Linked DNA regions of Homo sapiens: region 1 is linked to region 2. A link is a loop called in an ENCODE intact Hi-C map of the cell type or tissue named here. Cell type or tissue: Caco-2. All regions are shown on one strand.

Region 1 (5,000 bases), 55 kb after region 2:
ACGAAGAACAATTCTACAGAAGTTTGTAAGAAGGACTGAATGTTGTGTGATAAGGGTGGGAAATGCGGACCATGAAAGTAAAAAGACTAGCGAAGAGGTTACTGGAGCATTGCCAGGCAAGTCAATGCTGGCCTGAACCAGGGAGGGAGGAGCAGCAGTCTCCACAGGAAAGATCAGATCCTAGAATTACAAGGAAGGAGTTTATACAATGTGGTTGATCACAAAATGGTGGTGAGAGAGGATGGAGGGAATAAAGGAAAATGCCAAGATTGAGTCTGGAGGACTAGGACTTACTGCCGAAGATGGGAAGCCTGGAGGACGTGGGCAGGGAAAAGTAGATAATGTGTTCCACTAGCTGGATGGTGTGTAGGACTACATTTTCCAAGTGAGCTCAAGGGTGAAGCTGCAGATTTGGGAATCACCCAAATCAAGATGACAGTTGAGTCAGACCTTCAGAGACCACTGGTAAGACGATCCTGTCCCTAAGAATGTCATCCTCTCCAATCCCACATTCCACTAGCCCTTTGTGGACAGACCCTTTAACAACCCATAAGTCAGAAAACTAGACTCATTAGCACTTATTTCTAATTGTAATATATTAAGTAGACGTTTCAAGGTTGCAAAAATGGATTTGGGGGTATAGTCAATGCCTACCAATGGGTTGTCAAGTGAAATCAGATACTTAACATTTTTACCCACCTCCTCCCCAACCAAATATTTCACAAAGACCATGTAAGAGCAAAGTTTCAGGCTAAGAAAGGGGAATTATCCTGTACACAGTCCCAATTTTCTCCTGAATATCCAAGATCTACTTTATGCTATAATTGCTTTTCTTTTCTAAATGAAAAACAGTTAAAACCCCAGGGATTTGTACAATAGATTCTGTATTAGATAATGCAAAGAGATTTTGTTCTTTCATTTTACAAGTTATAGGTGAAAACTGAACTCTTCCCTTTTCTAAAGAAAAACATTTAAGGGCTGGGGAAACTGTTACAACTCTTCAGATTTTATTGTGCTATGAAATACCTTTAATGACATAATTCCTCTATGGTAAATGATATCCAAAACAAAAGCTTTTTGTCAAGGATGGGGTGGGGACAAATTTATAAAAAATATATGTAATTTTTCACACATACCCAAATATATTAAGCGCAGATCTTGCCATGGGCACCGCATTCAGTTTAATTAGAACAATATTCCTTCTTACATGTGAAATATTTAGCTCCTACCCAGCTCATCACGCTGCAATGTTCCCCTGTCCCCAAATGAAATTACGGCAAGCCAGTACCCTAGGATGAGTGCGTGACTCGCATACTGCACAGCTGTAGAAAGCTAAGCCCCTTCTCATCAAAGGACAGCAGACTTGGCCGCAATGCATGCTAACATCAAGCCACTGGATTTAATCCAGTTAAATACATGCCTCAATTAGTAAGACATTTGCTATCCAGTTAAGGATGTGAATCTTGAGTTGATAACCTCTACAGACTATCTTATTTCTGTGTTTCAAAAGTTATAAAGCAAGAGAAACAAAACAGACAGTGTGGTGTGTACAGGAAGCTCATGGATAGTGGGAATAGCTTTAACAAATATACCATCTTTTCTTTGACTCTATTGGACAATAGAGACTCATCAGTCACAGCCGGTCATCTCATTCTCCCAGAACTTGGTTTAGGTAGTAGATGTAAACATGGCCACAAAATGGAATGCCTTTTTCACTCAAATGGAATCTGAGCAGCTTTCTTTCTAGAGGGGTTATAAAAATAAGCTTTTTATGGCTTGCATCTCCAAACTGCTTTATGTGGCATAGTGATGAAAAATGCTGGAATTTGTATATAATGTAGCCACCAGATAAGAAAGCAGGAAACAGAAAGAACAGGGGATTAATTGTTAGTCCTACCGAATGAACTTTACCCTGATAAGGCAATCCAGTCCCTGTAGGCATAGAAGAAGAAAAAATTACAGCACTCTGAATACACAGAGAGTTATTCACATTGTATACAAATCAAAGCAGGCCTCCTGCAACAGCTACGACTCAGATCTTCACAGATCCGTGGTGTATCTCCATCAACAGAATTAAACAAGGCAGTCTGTTCCGAGTGGGCAGCAACATTGCTGACCAGGCTGGCAGACAGGAGGATGTCAAGAAGATACATTTTCTATCAAGATGTGGCTTTATCAACGAGTTTACTTATTTACCTAGGAATTTGGTCTTTCAGTGATTAATGACGAGGAATTCTACCATGAGAAGTGACCTATCCTTAATGCGTTCTGCTCAAAAACAGGCAGCTAGAAACTGCACATCTCCCTAGACAGTTTGTCAATTTCAGCTTCTCAATGGAATAGAAATAAGAGCTCACTAATGACAACTGCGAGGGCTATGGCCCCTCTGGCCTTGACCTAATGTTAGCTATAAATGGATTGAACTCCCGGTAGATTGGGAAAATCCACCCAACTACAAGACAGAATCTGTTTCTTTCATTATGGAAAAGGGCTACAGAAAGAACCACACTGTATCTTTTTGCCTGAGCATTCCTAAAGCTATGGGTCCTGGAAGATGCCTGACCATAGTTGTGTCAAGCTATTCTGAACAGACCTAACAAACTTATCCAGAGCGTAGGAGGCAGGCTCTTTTGTAGCACAGGGAATGCCCAGGAACTCCCAATAAAAATAATAAATCATGGGAGTATTAATTCAGCCAAAAGAGTTTAATTTTAGGGAACTGTCCCCCTCAAGACTTGAGCTTAAAGAGAACACTAAGATAAATGCTATTTTTACATCTTGCAGAAAAATAGATTTTTAAAACGGGGGCAAAGCCACTTTCAAAACAATTCTCAATTTTTTTAACCATTTTTCTATTATAAATTTTGCATGAATTTATTTCAAAGTTGTTGAGCTTTTAAAAATCGTGTGATCCAGCTTAAGATTCTGAATGGCCACCTCCAGTTTCATCTGCCAAATAATGAAACTTGTTCTTCAAGGAAATCATTTAGTTCTATGAGAGTTTAAAATGAGTCTGCTAAAAAAAAGATGGATCTTCAGATCCAGGGCAAATATGCAGTACAAGGTACACCTTAAGTGGAAATACATGAGCTGTCTATAACTACAGCAGTTTTCAATGAAAAAAAGCTTAGTTCCTAATAAATAAAAAGAATGTACTTTTCAGCTAAACAACTGATGTGCAAAAGGTAAGTTTAAAATCATAATACTATATTTAATGGCTAACTGAAAAAAAAAAGAACACCATGTCACTGACATTTAATCATGAGGTTAAATAAATAACTGGTTCATTTTTTGTTAGGTGTCCTTCTGTTTACAACACAATTTAAACTAGCTCTACAAAGTAAAACATGTATCAAAGACACACAAGCCATCCATCTTAGAGTTTTATTGAAAATGTTTGTCTAGATTTAATAAGATCCTTCCAGTTCCTTGCTTTATTATTTTTTTTGGTAGACTCTTAATAAAAAGAAGAATTACTGAATAAGTAATGCTGATTACCATGAACCAAGTACTATGGTGATGTCTTATATGGATTATCTTTTTGCTATCGTCACAGTAATCCTATGGGATAGGTTCAGTGAGTAATCTTATTTTGCAGATGAAGAAAATGAGTGGTTATGTAACATGCTTAAGGAAGCACAGCCAAACTGGTACCCAAGCCAGGATTCAAACCCAGCTGCATCTACCCTATGGCTGGAACCTTTAGCTTCCAGGATATTATCTTGTACTTTTGAAAATGTGACGTGATGACCTAGATACATGATTATGAGTAAATGTAAAGGTCAGACCTCATTATTTAAATATGAACACAATATAAGAGGCATCTTAAGTTCTGACGACACTATAGTTAGCAACTTGGGTTCACAATCACCAGTGCATTCTTATCACAACACTATAAAAACATAGCCCAGAATGCCCACAGCTTTGTTCCCTCATTCATTTCTAGGAAAGTGTTGGCAATTTGCTCTCTGGGGAGCTGTGATGGGAGGACCAATGGTTCTCCTAGGGTGTTGTTAGAGGAGACAGATGACCAAGGCAGCTCTCCATGGAGGCTGCATTTTGGGTTTCTGGTCAACACATCTTCATACACCAATCGCCTTAAATGGTCAAAGTAGCTGAGACAAGAAGGACTATGAATTAGGGAACAGTCAGGATCTTGGCAATTATTTACAGGGGATGGAAGAGGTTATAAATGGGGACATGCTTATATTAAAATGGAAACGAAAGCTAAGTGGGGTTAAGAAAAAATCCAGGGTTTATAGTAAAATACAGTATTCTACAGAGCATAGAAATTACTGGCCTTTAACGTACACCAAGGCAAATGGCCCCATGAATCCATCTTTAGCCTCTCTGTGGGCTGAATTATGCTCCACACGATATACTAAAGACAGCCATGAACAGCTTTTATAGCTTTGATGAATGGCTTTTTAGTTTAGGTTGCATTATGAGAACAAAACAAGTGGTTGTGAATCATAACATTTTATGGGTCTGCTGCTTCATATAGTTTTCTAAAATTAAGCCTCTAAATTATATTCTGCCCTCATTAGGAAAACAGTCCCTGAAAGAGGAAAGCATTTTAGAGGCTACGCAAAAAGAGGTGATGGTAGATCTGTGCCTGGAGAGCCTGAAGTATAATTAAATCGATGGGAGCTGAGGAAGAAAGGATAGGTTGGTAGAAGGAAGTCATGTTGCTGCCCAAGAACCCAGGGCCAGAAGACAATGACTATAATCAGCTGGAGTTCACTGCCCCTAAGCAAACAAGGTTCAGAGGCCAGCCATTTTCAAATTATAGAAGGTATTGGAAGGAACGCAGTGAGGGGAAGTCATCCCTGTGTAAAGCCACAGAGGTGGAGGGAAGGGAAGAGGGTCTAAGCAAATCAGTGAGTGTTTACTGAGTATTTACCATCCACTGAGTGCTGTTTAAGACCCTATAGGGTTTAAAAAGGCAGCATAAAAATAAAATGAAGTCCATTATCCTCAAAGTAGTTACCATCCAGCCA
Region 2 (5,000 bases):
TCCTCCACTCCAAATAGGAAAGATTTTCTGATTTCCAGGTTTTCCTCTCTCCTTCAATGCAGGGCACTATCGATACCAGAGAAACATTTATTTTGGCACAGATAAAGAACAGGTTTTGATCATCTCCTCAATGCCCAATTTTCCTCCAGTTGAGGGAATGAAAGAAAAAAAAAAATCTACCCTTCTCTGGACCTTGGATGAACAGGGCTATGGATTTATAAAATACCTAGCTACATTCAGTCAATAAAACTCATTTTGAAAATGATGCCCACGTATACAATTAACTGTCAGATGATAATCAGAGCAGGCATGGCATTCAAGCACCCATTTCTAGAGTCTTTGTTTTCATTCTTCTTTTCAAAACTCATCTCTGAGTTTTCTTTCTTTTTTTAAAATATGCACAAACACAAAACCCTCAAAAAATGAGGATTTTTGCCAAACATTTTAAAGAGCAAGGCTATGATGGGTGAAAGCAGAAGCCACACAGCAGTAATTCAAGAGCTTCATATTCACCCCAGTCCAGAGGAAGGCTTTCCTCCCTTGTGCAAAGCAATCTGAATTCCATACTGAGGGTCACAGCTTTTCTTTGAATTCCCAGCTTATGTCGCTATGTGTTGCCACCTTGATGCTATTTAGACAGTTTTCTCTTAACGCTCAGACAGTGAACTGTTCCCATTTAAACAGGCTTTTATTTGACAAGAGTACATTCCCTCAGATCTGAAGCTCTACTAACCGTGCTACAATTGTATCACACTCTGCTATAATCAACCATGTTGTAAATTTGGGCACCACCACCTGTACAGACATTCGCAAGAAAAAAATGCACTGAAAGATTTTAGGGTCATACAGCTCGGAACATTAAAAAGCAAAACTGTTCTCTGCATAACATCTAAGGAAAGAGAGCTTTGAGCTCTTCCAGCTTGGGAGCATAATTATTTTCTGTTTTAAACATTTAACTGTGTGCTGCTGCTGTACCCTTGCTGAGTCTCAGAATGAAAGCTAGAAAACTAAGAGACCTACTGTATGTTCTTCATTCCCGGCAACGTTCCTATGAGAAAACCTTATTAATGAGCTTGCAAACGAGCACCCAACAGGGAAATGTCACAAACAAGAGCGGCTAATGCCCCAGAAAATCAAATAACTGAACACTTGGCTGATTGTGGTGCCTTTCATATTTATAATAAAAAAGGGGGGGGGACTTTAATTCACTGATTCTGAAGGGGTCAACACCTTGCTGAACAAAACAACTCATTTATTTATGTTCAGAAATCTCCAGATGATAAATTACATTGATGTTAATCACTTCAATGCATACTACACAATTAATATCTGTACTCACCAAAAACTTAAGGATTATTAAAAGTATGACAGCATACACATCTGGCTGATTTTTCACATAATTGGGCACAACAATTTCTCCTGGTATCACAAATAAGGGTCCTAACAAACAAACACTGCAAAATCCTGGTTCAATTAATTAGGACTTAAATCCACAAGACAAAAGCAATTCCAAGTTGCAGCTCAAGCCTTGTCTTCTATGCCATATGGTAGCACTCCATTTTAAGGACAGAGGTGCAACACTTCCTTTCTTTTTATCCTTCCTCTCTTTTTTCCCTGTCTTACTTAAAGTAAGATATTTAATGACATATAACGCAGGTTTTCATTATTTCATTTCCTTTTTAATAGTATTTTTTAAAAATTACTTGATGTAGAATTCAAATCCATGATCTGTCATTTAACCCTATTCATGTCCTGGTTAACATCCATTCATCTTAGATGGGGATAAAGAGAGGTTTCCATAAACCTTCATGGTGTAAAATCAGCCAGGCTTAAACAAGTGAGCATATTTAATACCAATAGTATCAGATTAGATTTGCCCCCAAGGTAGCCTTATTTACTCGGAGTAGACTCTGAGGTCCATGAATGGGATCAGTATTTCCTAGTGATAACCTATTGTTTCTCACCGAGAACATAAGAAATCTTTTTAGGTGACAAAGGAAAGGACATTGAAAAATATTAGTTGTACATTTATTTTAAAGCTTATTAGACACTATATATAACAAATGAAATGTGTAATTTAATAGATATTTTTACATAGGCCCTGGTTAGGATAAAGCAATAAAGTGACTTAAAGAAAAATTCTAAATCAGGTAAAAATACAGATGATGCATGAACATGGCAAATTTGTGAAAGTGGTCCTCAAATAACTGAATTTAGGAAAACCCTGAGGGGTAAATGGACTCCTTAGATTGTAAGTAGAATATGGTGAATATGTGATTGTATTCATCTTTTCCAGGTCTATAGCTATCAAAGGGTTTTTAAAGGGGCCAATGATCCCCAAAAGGTTAAGAACTGCTGACTTCAACGGCATGAGTCAACATTAAAATACAGGTGCAATGTTACTCCTCACAGGCATCCAAAATAATTCAACCTCCATGCAGAGTGGCTACTGAATAAATTATTCTAGGAATCTCATGTATTCGAGTGTCTCTTCTTTCCTCATGGTCATCAAAATATGGTGCTACTTGTCTGCAGAGAGAGGACGGCTGTGGGGGGCACTGGAGTTGAGCCATCAACAGCACTGGGCAATGACTGATCAGACTTCAGGGCCCAGTGACTGAGTGCTTCAGGCATTTGAGGAATGAAACTTTTTGTTACTGCATAGCTGCTAGTGTTCAAGGAGAGTAAAGCTGGTAGGAAATGATGTAGAGAATTCCAACTGTGTTTGAAGAAGCTACAAAAGGAATTCCTGGCTGACTCTGCAAAGTTCTCAATAGTGCTCTAGGAGTGGAGGGTAGTGAACTTTCTTGAGCACAGAGAGCCTTACTTAAGATATCAAACCAGATGCGAAGTTCCATTCAGGTTAATATAATGCATTGTAATTATCTTAGCTTTCCTTTATACAAAAATATTTTTCCTTATGTATATTCTGAAAAGTGGAATAAAGGCTAAAATATTTGTATGATTTTCTTGGATAAAAAACAGAGTCTCCCACAAAAAGGTGCCATATTAGAGTTTAAAGTATCAATTGGTGCATCCTTGTTTTTGGAGGGCATTAGAGTCACTTTCCTGCAATTAAAGGCTCGCAGTACTTTGTTAGATTGAAGTCAAATGGATTCAGATGTGGAGCCTTATTCCTTGTCTTAGAATCTACAGATTATGGAAACCAAGGCTTATAAGGATCATTATCAAGTTTTCCAAGGAGTAGGAGGTGTAGCGCTTGAAATATTTTGCATTTGGGAGTGAGGGTAATTTGGTAGGTGGGTGGGACTATATTCTATTTAAAAGATATTCTGGGAAAATACTGAAAGAGTTTAGGGGTGGAAACTGGGTGAATATCTACTCAGGACGTACAAAGGAGCTAATGTATTATTAAAGCTAATGGGCCCCTACAAGGAAAGTTAATGGATATTAAGTTTGCTTAAATGAATTACATATTAACAAAGTCACAAGAAATCTACTATCTGCTAATTTAGATAATATCTGATCATTTCCGTTTTCCCATTATAGGGACATTATACCACAATAGTTTTAGTGATATGAAAATTATAAGCATGATGCCCATATTGAAGCAGATTAAATGAATTAACGAGGAAACCCTGCATTATGTAATGTTAAATTGAGCCAAGCTCACGGAGTTAAGAAAAGGTTGGAATGGGATGGTTTCTTAGAAGCAACTTTTTATAACTTTTCCTGCCTTCCCATTTTGCTCAGATCATTTAGACAAATAATAGGGCTTGTATGGAGTTGAATGGTGGCTCCCAAAGATAAGTCCATGTTCTAACCCTTGGAATCTGTGACTGTAGCTGAATTTGGAAAAAAAGTCTTTACAGATGAAATCAGCTTAAGGATCTCAAGATGAGGCCATTCTGGATTATCTGGGTGAGCCCTACATCCAATGACAAGTGTCCTCAGAAAAACACACAGACGAGAGACCCACAGAGGAGAGGGGAAGGTCATGTGACGATGAAGGCAGAGAGTGGAGTGGTGAAGCCACAAGTTAAGGCGCTCCTGGGACTCCTAGAGCTGGAAAAATCAATGAACGATCCATCCCTACAGTCTTTGTGGTGGGAGGGGGTGTGGTCCTGCCAAAACCTTGATTTTGGACTTCTGGCCTAAAGCGTTGTAAGGAAAGAAGTTTCTGCTATTTTAAGCTACCAAGTTTGTGACAATTTGTTATGGCAGCCCTAGGAAATTAATCCAATGATTCACAAAGGGTAAAGCTTTTCCTTTATCAGACATCCAATCACTACCATCCCAACCAAACTCTGGTAACATTTCAGTATGCATACTCAAAGATCACCTTGATTTTTCAGAAGCCAAATACAAAGTGAGAAGCTGGCTACTTAGCCACAACCTTGGCATAAGAATGGCTTTGTGCAGAAAAAGACTTTTTCCTTTTAAGCAGAAGGGTCCAGAGGAGAAGATGAGGAAAACATATTCAGTCTACAGGGCATGGTAAGGAGAAAACCTCACTCACTACAATCTAGCTTTTATTGATGAAGCCATCAAGATTGTGGCAATGATCCCAAAGAGTCGACTTTTCAACTCATTGCTCTAATTTAAGCTAAAATAGAGGAGGAATGTCATTTAAAACAAAATGCCGACGTAAATGGGAAAAAAATCCCTTCTATAAAAACTTCAGTACTTATGATGGGATAAAAAAAGGGGGAAAATTACCCTAGATTTTGCAGTTGGCATAGAAATGATGACAGTCTATATGCAAAGAAATTAATTAAGTCACGTGTTAGAGCAGATTGATATTATTTCAGTTTTACCTTTGGGTTCAATGTAGCATTTTCAAATCCTCATTGGCACTCTGTAATATGGCAGTACAATATTTCAATAAAATAATCCTTTATTTTTCTAGCAAAAATAAGAATTCTATGTATACTATATAAAATGAATGCATTGAATAAATGGCTTCTGAAGAGTTTCTATGTAACTGCAACTCTACGCCCTCAGAATAAGATACCAGGGTACTCACACTGTACTTCTAG

What was found. A loop is a pair of places that touch in the nucleus more often than their neighbours do. Peaks named below come from ENCODE experiments on the same cell type or tissue, not always from the same donor. Only the 100,000 strongest peaks of a DNase experiment are listed, where the experiment ranks them.
Region 1: a loop joins it to region 2, with 6 times the contacts of the local background. A loop is called at or near these places in 3 of 110 quality-filtered maps.

Annotation. Positions count from the first base shown.
Region 1 is chr11:115,278,641-115,283,640 of GRCh38, forward strand. The region is part of intron 1 of CADM1 (cell adhesion molecule 1); the gene reads right to left. Among named protein-coding and RNA genes, the nearest start is that of CADM1-AS1, 120 kb to the right of the region's middle. In Caco-2, no CTCF peak of the experiment used is centred here; DNase peaks (open chromatin) are centred at 1,661 and 2,021; H3K4me3 peaks cover 340 bases.
Region 2 is chr11:115,224,126-115,229,125 of GRCh38, forward strand. CADM1 (cell adhesion molecule 1) reads right to left here. Exons shown (of 12, transcript NM_001301043.2): 5 at 4,988-5,000. Among named protein-coding and RNA genes, the nearest start is that of CADM1-AS1, 170 kb to the right of the region's middle. In Caco-2, no CTCF peak of the experiment used is centred here; a DNase peak (open chromatin) is centred at 2,596.